2 separate regions of the Homo sapiens genome follow, and region 2 is linked to region 1. The links are chromatin loops, found by intact Hi-C in ENCODE. Cell type or tissue: endothelial cell of umbilical vein. All regions are shown on one strand. Links, peaks and the distances in the headings refer to the core of each region. The heading gives the core; the rest is flanking DNA.

Evidence for each region. Hi-C counts contacts between places; a loop is a spot of excess contacts. Peaks named below come from ENCODE experiments on the same cell type or tissue, not always from the same donor. Only the 100,000 strongest peaks of a DNase experiment are listed, where the experiment ranks them.
Region 2: a loop joins it to region 1, with 2.3 times the contacts of the local background. A loop is called at or near these places in 1 of 110 quality-filtered maps.

What each region holds. Positions count from the first base shown.
Region 1 is chr6:156,342,896-156,351,267 of GRCh38, forward strand. LOC105378071 (a long non-coding RNA gene) reads left to right here. Exons shown (of 7, transcript XR_943139.3): 3 at 7,626-7,815. Among named protein-coding and RNA genes, the nearest start is that of SNORD28B, 32 kb to the right of the region's middle. In endothelial cell of umbilical vein, for the core only: no CTCF peak of the experiment used is centred there; DNase peaks (open chromatin) are centred at 4,596, 4,946 and 5,646; H3K4me3 peaks cover 490 bases; H3K27ac peaks cover 2,006 bases.
Region 2 is chr6:156,408,532-156,416,903 of GRCh38, forward strand. No RefSeq gene overlaps it. Among named protein-coding and RNA genes, the nearest start is that of SNORD28B, 34 kb to the left of the region's middle. In endothelial cell of umbilical vein, for the core only: no CTCF peak of the experiment used is centred there; no DNase peak of the experiment used is centred there.

The sequences.
Region 1 (8,372 bases), core at 2,308-7,307:
ATGTTTAGGGGGAAACATTTCGCACTAAAATCCAATTGAGTAATGTTATCACTCAAGGCTATACAACAAGGCTAAAGAAAAGCCAGAGTCATTCAAATGGTCTATAATTTTTCAATTTCCAAATTCACTGCTTATCTCTGTTGTTCTCATATTTATTTTTGTGCACATTTCCTGGTGAAAACACAAGACAGCTCAGTCTTCGTTTATTAAAACACTAGGATTTATAGATTTTGTAATCTCCCTTAATTTCCCTTTATCTGCACTCTTTTTATTGCCTGATGTTCACTTTACCACATAATCAGTCCCTTTCCATAGGTTAGAAGATAAAGGAGGGAAAAGGGAGTTTCTGGAACTCAGTCCCTTTTCTATAGAGTGACCATTCTGATGAAGTCTCAGTGTTGGAAGAGTAGAAAACATTGATTAAGGCCAGGTGCGGTGGCTCACACCTGTAATCGCAGCACTTTGGGAGGCCAAGGCAGGCAGATCACCTGAGCTCAGAAGTTTCAGACCACCCTGGGCAACATGGTGAAACCCTGTCTCTACTAAAACACAAAAAATTAGCTGGGCATGGTGCACGCCTGTAGTCCCAGCTATTTGGAAGCCTGAGGCATGAGAATCGCTTGAGCCCTGGAGGCAGAGGTTGCAGTGAGCCTAGATCACACCATTGCACTCCAGCTTGGGCTACAGAGTGAGACCCTGTCTTATAAAAAAAATAAAAAGAGAAAGAAATATTGATTAAGTTAGTTTGGAGAATTATCTTAGAATATAATATACTTAGTTCCAAGTTATGTTAGTATATTATAGACACTTGTTAGTGTCCTTCATCAAATCCATCCCTCTTTTTCACTAGCAGCACGTTAATTTTCCGTCGGGCAATATACCCTTCCACTTTTCTTCAGTCAGGTGCAGAATAGCTGAGTCTAAACGAAGAATGACACAAACAAGCCATACTTGCAGGAAGCAGTCTGTCATTGAGATATGGTGAAGGAGACAGATTGTAAACATACCTACGCTTGCCAAAGTATGTTAAGTGAGAAGAAAGGAGTAAAAGAACTGTCTTTTACACAATACCCTGTGGAATAAGAATAATTTCTGACAGCCATTATTCTGGTCTCTCCACATTAGCAACTTCTTACAAATGGCTGTGAGCAATAGTAAAAATTAATCAGCATAGAAACTATACAAAAATATTATAATAGCAAAGAAGGAGAAAATCAGAAAAATAGAAAATATAAGGGAAAAATTGCTCAAGACCAAAGTTTTTTAAATTCTCAAAGTTTTTGATTTAATTTTCTAAGTATAAAATTTTATAAAAATATGTTTGAATGTTTCAAAACTCACTGACAGTGAATGCAAAGTTTTTAAGACATCTATTCTAAGAAACTCTTCCACCCAGTAGAACAGTTTTATCTGCTCCGGCAGTACACTAAATTCTTGGTGCAACCTCAGAGGAAGAAGAAAGTTATCATATATAAATTTCAGAATACCATCAATGGAAATATCTGATTTAAAATGCTTCTTTCTTCCTGTAGCGGGATTGGTAACTTATATTTTCCATAATAGAAAAACAAATTGTGAATTTTCATACTGATTGATGTTTCTTTTCCTTTTTCTCAAAGAAGAAAGGGAGTTATAAGAGAATTGAAAACCAGTAGAGAATGGCATCTGTTAGTAATCCGTGTACAATGCAGTTCAACACATAATTCCTTAAATTGTTCACGTCCATCTGATCTGCAATGCTGCTAATATGACCAGACCTCAAATGCAGCTAACTCCAAAGTGAGCATGAGGTTAGCATAAGAGGAACCAGGCTAGGGTAACACTACTCCTAGATTAAGCAGTGACTAATCACATTTACAAATCAAGAAGAAAAAAAGGAGTTGATCCCTAAATGCTGTTTTCATCAAAATCTTGCTTTTATGTATTATTATTAAACCCAATCCTTAGAAATATTGCTGCCTCATAGAACTTTATTTCTGCAAATAAGGTCTGGAAAATTCTTGGGTATGAGAGCGGTGAGCTTGAATAGATAGCTGAGACAGGAATCTCAGCATCCCTAATTACAGGTTCTATTATTTAGCCAGTGAATAAACCAATTCAAATCATTTCAACAAACATTTATTGAGATTATGCAATATGAAGAGATCTGATTTTACAAAGCTAAATATACAATAATGGTGAATACTATTCTCTGTTAAGAATAATAGAGACATAATTTCTCTATTAATAGAGAATATAACAATATTAGAGAACATAAAAATACTATTCTCTATTAATAGAGAAATTATTATAATAATATAAATAATATATTTTATCTATTAATAATTCTCTAATAATGTTATTATCTATGATTAATAATTAGAGAATATATTAGTAAATAAAACAATATCATTATTCTATATTAATAGAGAAATTATTATAACTTTTTTCTATCAATAATTTTCTTTTATAATATTATTCTGTATTAAAAATAATAGATATATAATTTCTCCTTCCCTTCCTATCTCTCCCTCTCCTTTAAAAATCTTTTCTGGGTTCATTTGAGTATCTTTACTCCTTTTATATGGACTCATATCCCAATGACTCATTAGAGTCTCTTGAATCCAGAGAACATTTTTAAAGGAGAGGGAGAGAGAGGAAGGGAGGGATAAATATTTCAGTTTTTGCTAAATAACACTAACTGTACTTAGTCAGCTCTGCTATAATGCAACATATGGATTCCTAAATATCACTGCACCACACAAAATCACGCAACAAAAACCATAGGGCTTATAGAGAAAATGAGGTTAAGGACATAACACTCAAAAACTTTGTCAGTGACATGTTTCACAAAGTTAAGAAATATGAATCTAAAACAAAACAGTAGTGCATATGTTAAATAGTTAAGAAATCATATATAGTACAGTAAACGTGGCATTTTACCTTGAGAAGATCTGAAGTTTGCTTGCGGAAGTGGGCATCACAGGGTTGCTGCTTGAGATTGCGAAGTGACAGAAGAAAGGTTACTTGCATAGGAGGGAAGTCAGGACAGCACTCACCACGTGCATGAGTGTGCACGGCTGTGGCCTCACACATTTGGCGAACTTGGGGAGCTGGCAGATATTTAAAGTGTGTGTGCTTTGTGTTGCCTACAAGGCTTGGTTGAGCTGGGTGCAGCTTTCTGGATTCACCTAGTGTCTCTCACTGACAAAACTGCGCAGAAGCCAACACAAAATTCACATTGTGTTCAAGTTGTTCCCTAACATATCAGTCGTGCTGGAACAAATTCAGTTTCCAAATAAGCATTATAGCAGAACTGACTTAAAATATATATATTCATATTCTAGTCTTTTGCAAAACAGTGTTCTTCCTCATCCACAAAGTATATTTGATTATTTTTGCCTAAGCAATTCAAAAAAATACTCCAAAACTTTGTATTTTAAAATAAGAACAGTAATCACACTACTTGCTAAAACTGGTGATAGTCCCAACCCCAGCTGCAGGTTCAGCATTCCACCTGCCTCGTCAAGCTCCAAGGCAACGTGACTGAAAGCTGACCTGTGGATCTAGGAGCTGGGGCCCTCAGCCCCCACCCAACAGAGGTTTCTTTTTGTCTCTGGCAATGAGTGCTGCTGATACCCAGCTACCTTGTAGACCACTTCTGGCTTCAATAGCATCGCATATTGAGGGTGGGTGCTGAACAAAGACAGCATCCTGCAATTCATCTTTAGTTCATCCTCTTGTCACTTTTCCTTGCACAGCCTTAGGACAAAAATCATCCTTTGCCTTTATGTATCAGTTTAATATAGGCCATCTCATATTCGATATGTGGTGGGCATTTTGGCACAACACGCAGTTAAAGCAGTCCCTTTAATATTTATGTAAAAACCTAAGTTTCCTCTACTCCCTTAATTATTTACCCGAGTAAGTACACATTAAGGCTCAGGCTAATGGGTGGTATGTTTTCTTATATGGACTCATATCCCAGTGAGGCATTATGACTGTCTGGTTGCAGTGATTCCTCAGGGCACTGTGGATAAGTCTATTCTCTATAGAACTGAAGCTTTCCTGGGTTATATCAGAAAGAAAAACAAATGGGAGTACCCAAAGCATCGTGGCTATAGAATTTTCTGCACACAGTTCTTTCCCAAAGGACACAGGCCACCCAATGGATGGTACACAGAACAAACACCATGTTGACATTGAAACCAATGGCATCTGCCTTGAGAAAACTCCACCAACTTCTCTTTAAATGTTTTGGCTTAATTTCACTTGGCTGTACATAAATTATTCTATGGGGCTTAATTCCTACAAAAGAGAATATAATCCAAGCTTCTGCTATAAATGCAGCTAGAATTGCATTCCGGTGCCAAGCAGCAGGGAGAGAAATCAAACAGTTGGCCCCTAGTGAATTAATCTATATGCCCCAGTTTCCTAACACTGAGCATGCCTCAGACAATAGGCTGGGTTTTAACTCTTTCTCATCAAGCCTTCATCATAAGCAGCCAGATTGCATTCCTCTTCTCATTTCTCACCCCATTACTCACAAAGAATATCTTTTCCCATGAAACCTGAGCTAACATACTCGGCAACCAACGCTAGAGTTTGCAGTAAAAAGTCAAGTCTCACCGTCAGAAGCACATTAGCATACAAAATATTTCTATAGGAAGAAAAAAAATCTGTGGATTGCAGAAGCTGCACACTCCATTGTCTTAAATGTTGCCGTTCTCGGTCAGAACGTTCACTCACCTCTACTTTGAGATAATACGTGTTCAGATCGTGGTAACCTTTTATAGCAATTGTAGGCCCTGTGTAGGAAGGAAATGTTAAAACTACATCCAATTAGATTCTACAGAAATTGGGGGAGGTCTTTTAGACAGAAATCAAGACAAAGAGGTCAAAATAATTACTGTGCACTTTGCAAGGACTGTTCGTTTCTGTGAACCTCACTTAGTAAAGCATAAAGGCAACACTAGCCCATACTATGATGTTATGAAGAAAACTGCAAAGGAATCCAAACGAAAGGAAGCAGGAGTCATTTCACAACATCCTGAATTTATCGCACCCCGCCCAGCGGTCAGTAAGGCAGGCAAATGAACAGTTAAAAGGTTCCACTGAACCATAATCCCCAATCGTTATACTTAAATGGTTCCTCTCAATATAAAGGAGGCTCTTCAATAACCATAGATCTAATTTCTGTTAATTTTATGTAACTCTAACAGAGTCATTAACATTCGTGGAGCCCACTCCACATGTAGCCCCTCCCTCCCCTCCTCCCCTCATTTCTCCTACGGCATATCTCTTGAAAATTTAATTATTACCAGTAGAATTCCTGCACTAACTAAAGGCTTTTGCAATCAAATCAATAGTTGATGAAAGAGTGGTCCAAAAAAGCCATGTTAAATGCATTATCTTCCTTCCATTTCCACATCAGCCGTGTGGCTCCTTTCATGATGTTACAATTGGAGACCCTCAAAATAACATCACTTTCAGGGAGTTAAAATGTCTAAGTGTTATCCAGAGATCGCTATTATATATTTATAAGGACTCCCCTATATGCCTCTTCTGGATTTATTAAGTGCTCTAAGGATCTGTTTGGCTTATACCAACTACCACACACTGATCTGAGAAATCAAGGAGGAAATACTCAAGTGCTTAACCGGACAGAAAGGGAAATGTGTGTGGGTCTCATGACTGCTACAAGGAGCAAGGCCAATTTTATGTGTTACTTAGAAATGGAAATAAGTCATCTCCCCGCCCTCACCCTACTCTTACACCCCCCCAGCGTCTGCTCTAATGGAAGAGCCCAAATGCTGTGCAGTCTCTCTTTGTGCTTTTCCACCTATGAAGAGTCTCCAGCACAAAATAACATGCCTTTGGGGAGAAAGAGATGCTTCGGTGTTGTGTCCTTTGCTGCTATCAGTGGAATGGGCTTTGGTGCTTTAATTAGGCAACTGTTGTTGCATCAGAGATGGTTCTGTAAAGCAAACATCTTATCCAGGCCATGTGCAGTGTACCTCAAGGCATTTTGCTATATTCCCAGTATACGAGCATTTTTTAAACATCTGACACACACATATTTATAAATGGCTACCTGGTTCTCCAGCAGGGTGGGCAGGGAGAATTGCAGACTGTGCAATGCATGATTGCACTGTGTACATTACTAGACTACTACAGACTAGGCTGGAGAGGTGCATTTAGATAAATTCTCTGGATAAACAACCAGAGTACTCTCTTAAAGGGCTGACAGGCTGAATAAATAAGCGGGAATCCTAATATATAGGACCAGGTGTGCAAACACAGTTCAGTTCCTCTCATCTAACCAATATGGGATGCAGCATCACATTATCTAGAAAATTCAGCCTGCCACTATTTTCCTGCTAAATTGTGCAGATAATTACTTCACTCTTCCATTTCACTTTGACTTAGAAATCTAGTCACAGGATAATAACAGGTCATACAGGGCAGAAGCTCATTTGCTTATTTAAAATGCTCGTCTATCAACAACCAATTCCCATGTGCTTTGTACTGCCCTCAGGACGTTTTATTCTAAAGGAAGTAAAAACTCGGACTCTTAAAAAAAAAATCAGTGGACATGAACAATGATCCTTTAAGAACAGGATTCAATGAGAAAGAATACAATGCTGTGGGAACAGAGAAGCCAGAGCCCCAGGAAGGCTTAATGGCACACAGAGGCTTGCCACGGCCTCTGGCAGACCCCTGACCTTCACATCATCCATAGAGAATGAAATGGGCATACATCACAGAGTAAATGCATAAGGCTGCTGCCAGCCAGTGGTAGCCAGAAACATCAGACTCCCATAACAGACCTGGTGGCCCCAAGGGTGGAGGGAATCACTATCTCATGACCCCTGGTAACCCACTCAAAGTCCTCCAGTTGGGACACTCTGCTTTCAAACAAGCATAAGTTGAGATTTAATTAAGCAGAGAGAAGGATATGAGAAATCAGAAGAAACTGTGGTATGAACTAATGCATCATTCTTTGAAAAGCAGCTATAGCTTTTGCTAAGATAAATGTAACCAAGAAACAAAGCCTCAAAAAGTAGTGTGGTTCAATGATTAGGTGCCCAGGTTTTAGAAAGTTCTGGGTTTTAGACTCTGCCCTGCTATCAAATAGAAGCATGCCCCTGGGCAAATTATTTAACTTCTCCAAGAAAAGGAGGGGTTTCCTAGTCCCTACCTATTACTATAATTGTTCCCACAGACCTATGTTGTGATGAATTAATGAGATCATGTGAATAAAGCGCTTTGCACAGAGCCTGGCATATGGAATGTTCCACAAATGCCAGCAATGATATTAGTAATATAAGTATTGCTAGTTATGTTGCTAAGTGTTGTCTGAAGCTGGAACTCAGCAGCTTAGGAGGGAGGATAGTATGACTTTTAAAAACTAGGGATATGCAAACATGTTATGTATTTGCTGGTGCAGAAAAAAAAAGAAAAAAGAAACAATTATTTCAGAGGCAGAAGTTCTGGTCGAATCAGAGAACAAGGAATGTTTTTGACAGCTGTCTAGGGCCAATTAGGACTTCTGTTTCAGATGACACATTCAAATGCTTATCTGTGAAGTAGCCCCATTTTCTATTCTACACCCCCTCACCGCTTCTGTACATTCACTTTTGCAGATGCATGGATAAACAGATACAACATTTACTGCAATTGCCAAAGAAGCTGCCCATCACTGTCACGCCAGCTGCACAGTCTTCACTGAGGGAGCTTCCAAGTGCCATTTTATTAATGTGGAGAGAAGAATAACAGATCATAAATGTTTGAGGTCTATCCAGCCGGAGTACAGGGGATTATCTATTATCCTGTGTGAGTTAAACCTAAGTCAAAGTTAGTTATGGAATTTGAGATGATGCTGAATTTCCCTGAAACCTAAGAGAACATAATTTGTAGCCTCGTCAGTTGTGACGTATAAATACATATGATCTCCAAAGAAGAACATAAATGATAAATTATCAGTACCTACAGGGCACCATGTACTAAGTAAGCAATCAATTTAGATTGGCAATATAGAGCACCTTCCTCTTTGCAGTATATATTCATACAAAATTTCTCAGAAAGAAAAAAAGATTTGCAATTGCAAGATGTCATTAGTTGTACATTTTGTCTTATTATTTAGAAATAGACATTTCAACGCCTACAGTGAAATGTCCATATAAAACACATTTATAAAGTACTTCATTTACCTGTTACTTGACATCTATTTATCACTCTCAACTTCCCCATCACCCAGTGAAAACTGCAAGAGCAACTTTAACTCCATTCTATAGATGAAGAAACTGAACCTAAAGAAATTAAGTAATTAACCGTAGACCATGTGATTTGAAAAGCTGAGAGCCAGCACTCAAAGATCCAAGCCCTAGATC
Region 2 (8,372 bases), core at 1,503-6,502, 65 kb after region 1:
TACCCTCTTTCAAGCCTACAGATCTAGGCTATAATTCATTTTATGATAAAAAGGAATATCTGTTCATTTTAGCAGTTGCCACTGCAAGGAAATATTTCAAACACATTCATAGTGAATGATCACACTGTATGGCACAGTCAAATTGATATGTGAAGTTCCCAAAATAGTGAGCAATTAATACTGAATGTCCTACAAATCACTGGGCCCTGGCTGAAGACGGAAGCCTTCTTCCTCACATCAAGAAATGAATGTGTGCACCAGATGTGTAAAATAAACAGACTAATGGGCCTGGGGGGGTGTAGCTGTGTCTCTTAGTGATGTACTGTGGAACATCACCGCCCAGAGACAGGACAGTGAGGCACAGGAGAGGTGAGACCCAGGGCGGAGCCACCTTTTCCTCTATTTAGGGTGATGATTGGGGCACATGAGCTGGCCCTGGAGTACTACAAGCTGCCCCAGAACCCAAGTGGTAATAGGGTTCAACTTTAGAGAAATGATTTTGTGCTTTTTATTGGAATCCTGCTGCTGAAGGGATCATTTTACATTCACCTGTCATTGGTTTTTGCATTTTTAAATAGGTCAGTTTTTAAATAGAGTTCACTGTCTATCTAGAATTCTGCCTCCTTCAGTATCTATCTTATCTGCCCAGCCCAGGATCGGCAGAATTTAAAACACAGCTAAAGCAAAGTGGGATTATTTTATTTTAAGTAATAGTGGCTCTTTTGACAATGTGTAACTTGGAAGTTAACTGTTACTGGCTTATGACCTTAGTCCACATAATGGTGATTTAATAAATGTCCTGAAGGAAAAAATACTCACTTACCAAGATCTTAATCTACTACCATGAAGTAACTCCTACTTTTAAATAATCCGGTTAGACACTTATAGTTAATTGTAATGAATAGTCAAAAATCTCCTCTCAATGACAAGACATAATTATTACAAATCTCAACACTGCAAAATAAAATGCATTAGACTAATAAGGCATAGAGACACATCATAAAGTACTTACAGTTACACTATTCATACACATTTTCATTCTGAAAAACCAGTGATTTTTTAATATATTAAATAGATTCATTGATGGAATATCAAACATGTTAAAATTTAGAAAAGTTATAATAAATATTGATATGATACTTAATCATATTGACTTTTTCTAGTTTTCCACCTTTAAGAAAAATTACCATCAGTTTAACATGTCTTTTAATCATTTTACCTTAACTGGAATATAATGAATACAAAATCATGCAACATCTTTTTAATATTTACATAATATTGTTTAGAAGAATATTATATTTTATTACATATTACTTGGATGTTGATATATTTTAAGTTATATTTAGTCTTGGCAATTACAAAGTAATAAGTGCTCATTGAAGAAATATTAGAAAAACAGAAAGGAACAAAGAAGGAAATAAGAACCTCTCATAATCATCACCCAGATGTAACCACTATTAACATTTTATATCCCGGTGCCCCACGAATTTGGAAAGGAAAAATACGTCTTTATATTCTTACTGAAATTTTGCATTTCCCTTAAATATCAATGCAGACAACAAACCACAATAGCATTGGAAGAGAGGGAAACTTAACAGAAATGGAGACTTAAAAAAAAGAACCAAATGGAACTTCTAAAACTAAAAAATGCAATATATGAAATGAAAAAAATCACTGGATAGGCTTAATAACAAATTTAACACTGAAGAAGAAAGCATCAATGGCGGGCCGGGCGAGGTGGCTCACGCCTGTAATTCCAGCACTTTGGGAGCCCGAGGTGGGCTGATCACCTGAGGTCGGGAGTTCGAGACCAGCCTGACCAACATGGAGAAACCCTGTCTCTACTAAAAATACAAAATTAGCTGGGCGTTGTGGCGCATGCCTGTAATCCCAGCTACTCAGGAGGCTGAAGCAGGAGAATCACTTGAACCTGGGAGGTGGGGGTTGTGGTGAGCCAAGATCATGCCATTGCACTCCAGCCTGGGCAACGAGAGCAAAACTCCATCTCAAAAAAAAAAAAGAAAAAAAAAAAAAAAGAAAGCATCAATGAACTTGAAGCCAATTTGAATAGAAATTATGAACCACAGAAATAATAGCAAAGACTGTTACTTTATAATCAATAAAAATCATACATTTTCATACCACATCACAGTTGCTGCAAATATCTTAGTGCATCACTGACACTCACCAATATTTTGAAATTGTATTATTAGACCTATAACAAAATCACATGTAATAATAGTGTCTGTCTATAGATATATGATATATTACATGTGACATAGTAGCCTATTTTATTCAAATCTATTTTATTCAAACCACCTAGTGGTGGTTTAGTGTATTAGTCAGGGTTCTCCAGAGAAACAGAAGTGATAGGAAATACATATGCAGTTATGGTTATAGTTATATATAAATATATAGAGTTATAAATAGTTACATATACATTATATATGTGTGTATACATTATAACCATATGTTACATATATACAATATGTATGTGAAATGTATTATAAGGAATTGGCTCATGTAATTATGGAGGCTGCAGAGTCCCATAATCTGCTGTCTGCCAGCTGGAGACCCAGGAAGGCCAGTGGTACAGTTCTGAGAACCAGAGGGATGATGATGTAAGTCCCAGTCGAGGACAGAAGAAGACCAATGTCTCAGCTCATGAGGTTAGGCAGAGGGAGCGAATTTCCCCTTCCTCTGCCCGTTTGTTGTATTCAGGTTTTCAATGGATTAGATGATGCCTCCCAACATTGAAGGGGGCTGTCTGCTTTACTTAGTCCACCAATTCGCATGCTAATCTCATCTAGAAACACTCTCACAGACACACCCAGAAATAATGTTTAATCTGGGTACCCCATGTCCCAGGCAATTTGACACACAAAATTAACCACATTTAGCCACCAAGCAGTGAAGTAGAATGTTCTCATCACTGGAACTTTACTCAAAAGCTCTGATGAAAGACTTCCAGTTTGGGCCACCATAGAGTAATGGAGATCAGGTGTACTCTGCATGGTAAACAACCATTAAGCTTCACAAAGTGTACGAGGCAATTATTTCCAGCCATTGGCCACACATATCAGAAGGCTGTGATCCATGAGATAAGGGAAACTCATGAGGTAAGCTCCACATCCACCCTGGTTTTCTGCCTGGAAGCACTTTTCCAAAGTGCAGCACATTAAAGTGAAGCCAAAACAGAAATCAGTGTTCTCACTGGACAACAGACACAATCTCAATGTTTGGGGATACTGAGGCAACTGGAATTTGTAGGTCAGGAAAAGATGGACAATGAAGGATCCCTAGAAATTTGCATGGGGTCAATTGCAATAAATCTTGGATAAAAACTAAGTTGTGCATGCTCAGGGAAAGATTCCAAGAAGCCTAGTATAAAAGAGCCACTTGGGTACTGACTCTAATCTGGAGGTTTCACCATGATGGGAAATGGACTACTGACCAGGCAAATAGAGATCTCATGATAAACACTCTGGGCGTTCACTTAAGACCTAAGAAAATTCACACTTCTAGAATGGTGTTGTTCTAAATTAAACTGCACACCTTAAATTAACTGCTTGGCAGGAAAAAAAAACACAATATTTTTAGAGGTAAAGAACATAATTTAAACTATCAACAGCTTGGCATCTATGACATCCAGCATGCCAGTAAAAATACTAGACATATGAAAAAGCAACAAAGTGTGGCTCATAATCTGGAGTGAAAAAAATCACTATAAATAGCCCCAGAGATGACATTGCTATTAGATTTAACAGATAAAAACTTTTTTTTTAATTTTGTAAATACATTCAAGGATGTAAAAGAAAAGGCAGACAAATGACTGAACAGATCACAAATCTCAGCTGAGACATTGAAACTACTTAAAACAAACAAATGGAATTTCTAGAACTGAAAAATAAAATGTCTGAAATAAAATTTTTATTGCATGGACTTAAAAGCAGATTGGACACCGAAGAAGAGATTAGTGAACTTGAAGACAAATAAAAGGAAACTAAGGAAACTGACACTCAGAGAGAAAATAGACTAAATAAATTAACAGAGCCACCAGGCGCGGTGGCTCATGCCTGTAATCCCAGCACTTTGGGAGGCCGAGGCAGGTGGATCAACTGAGGTTGGGAGTTCGAGACCAGCCTGACCAACATGGAGAAACCCCGTCTCTACTAAAAAATACAAAATTAGCCAGGTGTGGTGGTGCATGCCTGTAATCCCAGCTACTTGGGAGGCTGATGCAGGAGAATTGCTTGAACCCAGAAGGTGGACGTTGTGGTGAGCCAAGATCGCACCATTGCACTCCAGCCTGGGCAACAAGAGCAAAACTCCATCTCAAAAAAAAAAAAAAAAAATGAACAAAGCCTCAGTGACCTGTGGGACAATATTGAGTACTCTAACATATGTGAAATTGGAATTTAAGAAAGTAAACAGAGAGAACCTGTAACAGAGAAAAATTTAAAGAAACAATGACATTTTTTCCAAATTTTTTCTAAATTTCCAAATGCGCAGAACCAAAGAAATTCAACACAACCCAAAAATATATACACAAAAAAATCCTCACATCGATACATCACATTCAAATTGCTGAAAACCAAAGATAAGGAAAATACAACCCACCCACCCCCACCAAAGACAAAGACAAATTACAGTAGTCCTCCCTTATCCATGGTTTCATTTTCTGTGGTTTCAATTACCCGTAGTCAACTGAGGTTCAAAAATAGTAAATAGAAAATTCCAAATTGTAAGTTTTAAATTGCACACCATTCTGAGTACCATGATGAAATCCCACAATATCCCATTTTGTCCCACCCAGGATGTGAATCATCCCTTTGTCCAGTATATCAGTTGTAAACACTAGCCACCCATTAGTTACTTAGTAGCTGTCTTGGATATCAGATCAACTGTTGCAGTGTCACAGTATTTGTATTTAAATAAGCCTTGTTTTACTTAATAATGGCCCAAAAACGCAAGAGTAGTGAAGCTGACATATTGTTATAATTGTTCTATTTTATTATTATTGTTGCTAATCTTTTATTGTGCCTAATTTATAAATTAAACTTTATCATAGGTGTGCATGTATAGGGGAAAACACAGTGACATGTATATAGGATTTGGGGGTCTTGCAATATATCCCCTGTGGATAAGGGGGGATACTGTAATGTATTCTCATTTTGAAGATGGAAGACGGCATGAGCCAAGAAATATGGGCAGCCTCAAGAAACTGGAAAAGGAATTGAAGAGATTCTCCCTTAGAGGCTGCAAACGAAATGCAGCCATCCTTCTGACACCTTTGTTTTAGCCCTGTAAGACTCATTTTAAACTGCTGACCTCCATAATTATAAGATAATAAATTTGTGTTGTTTTAAGCCATTTCTGTTTTAATAGTAATAGGAGATAAATACAGTGATATAGCTAAAATGTTAATGGAAGAGATTAAATGGTATAAAAAAAACTAGGTTAACTCTAAAAGGACATGTAAGAGCGAAAAGAGAACAAATGAGGAAGAGAACAAATGAGAAAAACAAATATTAATAAATTTCTAAGGAGTGAAATCAAAGTATGTTCTGTGACCACAATGCACTTAATTTGAAATCAATTTTTAAAATCTAGAAATTCCCCCAAATACTTAGAAATAGCGCATGATACTTCTAAACTATCCATGAATCAAGGACAAAATCATAAGGGAAATTAGAAGATATTTCAAATTGAACAATAATGTAAATCTAACATATTAAAATGTATGGGATGCCCCTAAAGCAGTGCTTAGAGGAAAAATTATACCTTTAACGCTTATATTTGTTTAAAAGTTTTTAAATTAATCATCTAGAATTCCACCTTAAAGTGAAAGAAAGTAGAAAGCAATGGCACTTAAAACCTAAAGTAAACAGAAGGGAAAAATTATAAAGATCATAGCAGAAATAAATAAAATTAGAAATAGACAAGTTATAGGAAAAATGAACAAAGCCAAAATATTTTTTCTTAAAGTGAATAGTTAAATCGATTAACCATAGTACATAGCAAGACTAATCAAAAAAAAGTGAAAGAGAAAAAAAAAACATGCACAACTGTTTTTTAAAAACTGGCAGTTTGTATTAAAGTTAAATATAAATGTGTCCTGTAACCCAGCAATGTTACTCCTAAATATTTACCCAATTTACTCAAAATTGAAATGTAGTTCTACAAAAAAGACTTAAACAAGAATGATAATGGCAGCTTTCTTCATACTAACCATGCACGAGAAATAGCCTAAAAGTCCATCAACAGGAGAATAAATAATTTGTTTATAATAAAATACTTCTTGGCAATTAAACAAATGAACAATTGTTACATACAATAACATAAAGGGAGCTTAAAAGTAATAAGCTTAAGGAAAGCCAGATACTGAAGAGCACATACTCTATGACTCCATCTGTGAAAAGCTGAAAACAAGCAAAAGTCATCTACAGGAACAGAAATCAGAAAATGATCTAGGGGAAGGAATTAGGATTAGGCATTAGCCACAACTCATGGAACTATACCTTAAGATTGTGCTTTTCGCGGTCTGTAAATAATATCATAGTTTTTAAAAAACTAACATATAAGGAAAAAAATCAAAGATCTGGAAAGAAAAAAGAGACTTGAAGAATTCTAGTGTTTCTTAAGAGAGCCTATTTTCATCTCGTAAAGGAAGATATGGAAGCAATTTATTCTACTTACAAAAGTAGGTCTTTGTAAATTTCTATTTTTGCCACTTTTAACAATCAAAAAGAAATCAAAACTGACTGGATGTTCAGCACGAACAAGTGTTTCCTTGGTAAAGACCACTCTAACTCTACAGTTTAACGTTCTTATTCGAGCTGAGTCATAATGGCCTTCACACTGATTTGTCCTTAAAGATGAAATTGAACTTTAGTATACCTGTACTTAAGTGTATTCTCATTTGGTGTGATAATTAAGAAGCATGTATATAATTATATTAAAAATTTGTCTTATAACATTTTGTAACTCCATTTGTCTTAGTTCATTTGTACTGCTATAATAGAACACCACCTATGGGGTAATTAGTAAAGAGCAGAAATTGCTAACAGTTCTGCAGTCTGGGAAGTCCAATATCAAAGCATCAGCACGTTCAGTTGTCTGGTGAGGGCTGCATCCTCAGGAGGGGAAGGTCACTGTGTCCTCACATGGCTGAAGGCAGAAGGGAAAGAGAACCAAATGCTGCATGAAGCCTCTTTGATAAACGCCTTAATCCCATTCATGAGGGAGGAGCTCTCACAGCCTAATCACCTTATAGAGGCCCCACCTCTTAATATTATCGCATTGGCAACACTTGAATTTTGTAGGAAACACATTCAAAACATAGCAGCATTTAAATATAATTAGCTTCTTTTGTTATGTTATTTTTTATGCATTTTAAAACATTAATTTTAGAAGTACATAAGCTTCATAAGACTTCATGGCATAAAACAGGTTAAGAACTCATGAAAATAATTTTAAACTTTACTTGAAATATACATACAAAAATGGATTATACTATTTTATAACTTGCTTTTTTGATTTTTGCTTAATAATATAAAATGACATAATTCCATATCATTAGTCTTCTGCAAGACTATTCTTTTTATTTAACTGCATCATTTTTCATTCATCAGATAGTCCATAATTTTACCAATTTCTTGTATTTGGATAATCACATTGTACCCAATCCTACGAATATTTTGAAGAATATTCCTTTCTGTTAATTCTAGCATAACATCTTCTGTCTTTACACGGCCAAGCCAACCTTTTTATGATTGATGAGAAATTTGATCCTCATCAAATAGAGGAATTATGAATCCCACATGGTTAAGGAGAAAGTATTCCTATGGCACTTCAGTTAAGTATCTTTGTAGCACTAATTGCATTCCACTACATAATACATTTTCTTCATTCAATATTTAACAAATATTTGAGTACCTGCTATGTGCCAGGCATGAAGGGTGGGAGGGGTTGCAATTTTAAAGGTGTTCAGCGTGATACAAGACCATGTCAGAGCAGCAATGGTTGACAGACTGCAGAGGGCTGTATAAGCCACCAAGAGGAGTCTGGCTTTTATTCCAAGTGAAATGGGAAGCCATTGGAAGGCTTAGAGCAGAGAAGAGACTTGGTCTTCTTAGTCATCAACAGAATCACTCAGGTGCTGTGCAGACAAAAGTCTTTAAGGAAAAGAGGGCCAAAGCAAGGATTATGGCTAAAAAGCCATGGCAGTCATGCAAGTGGCATGTGTCTGCTTCTCCTCTGGGTTGTAAACTTCTAGAGGGCAGGAATCATGCTTTGCTTCTCTTAATATCCTACAGTGGATATGGATCAAAATTAATTGAACATCCTAGGATTGAGGGGCACCTATCAGT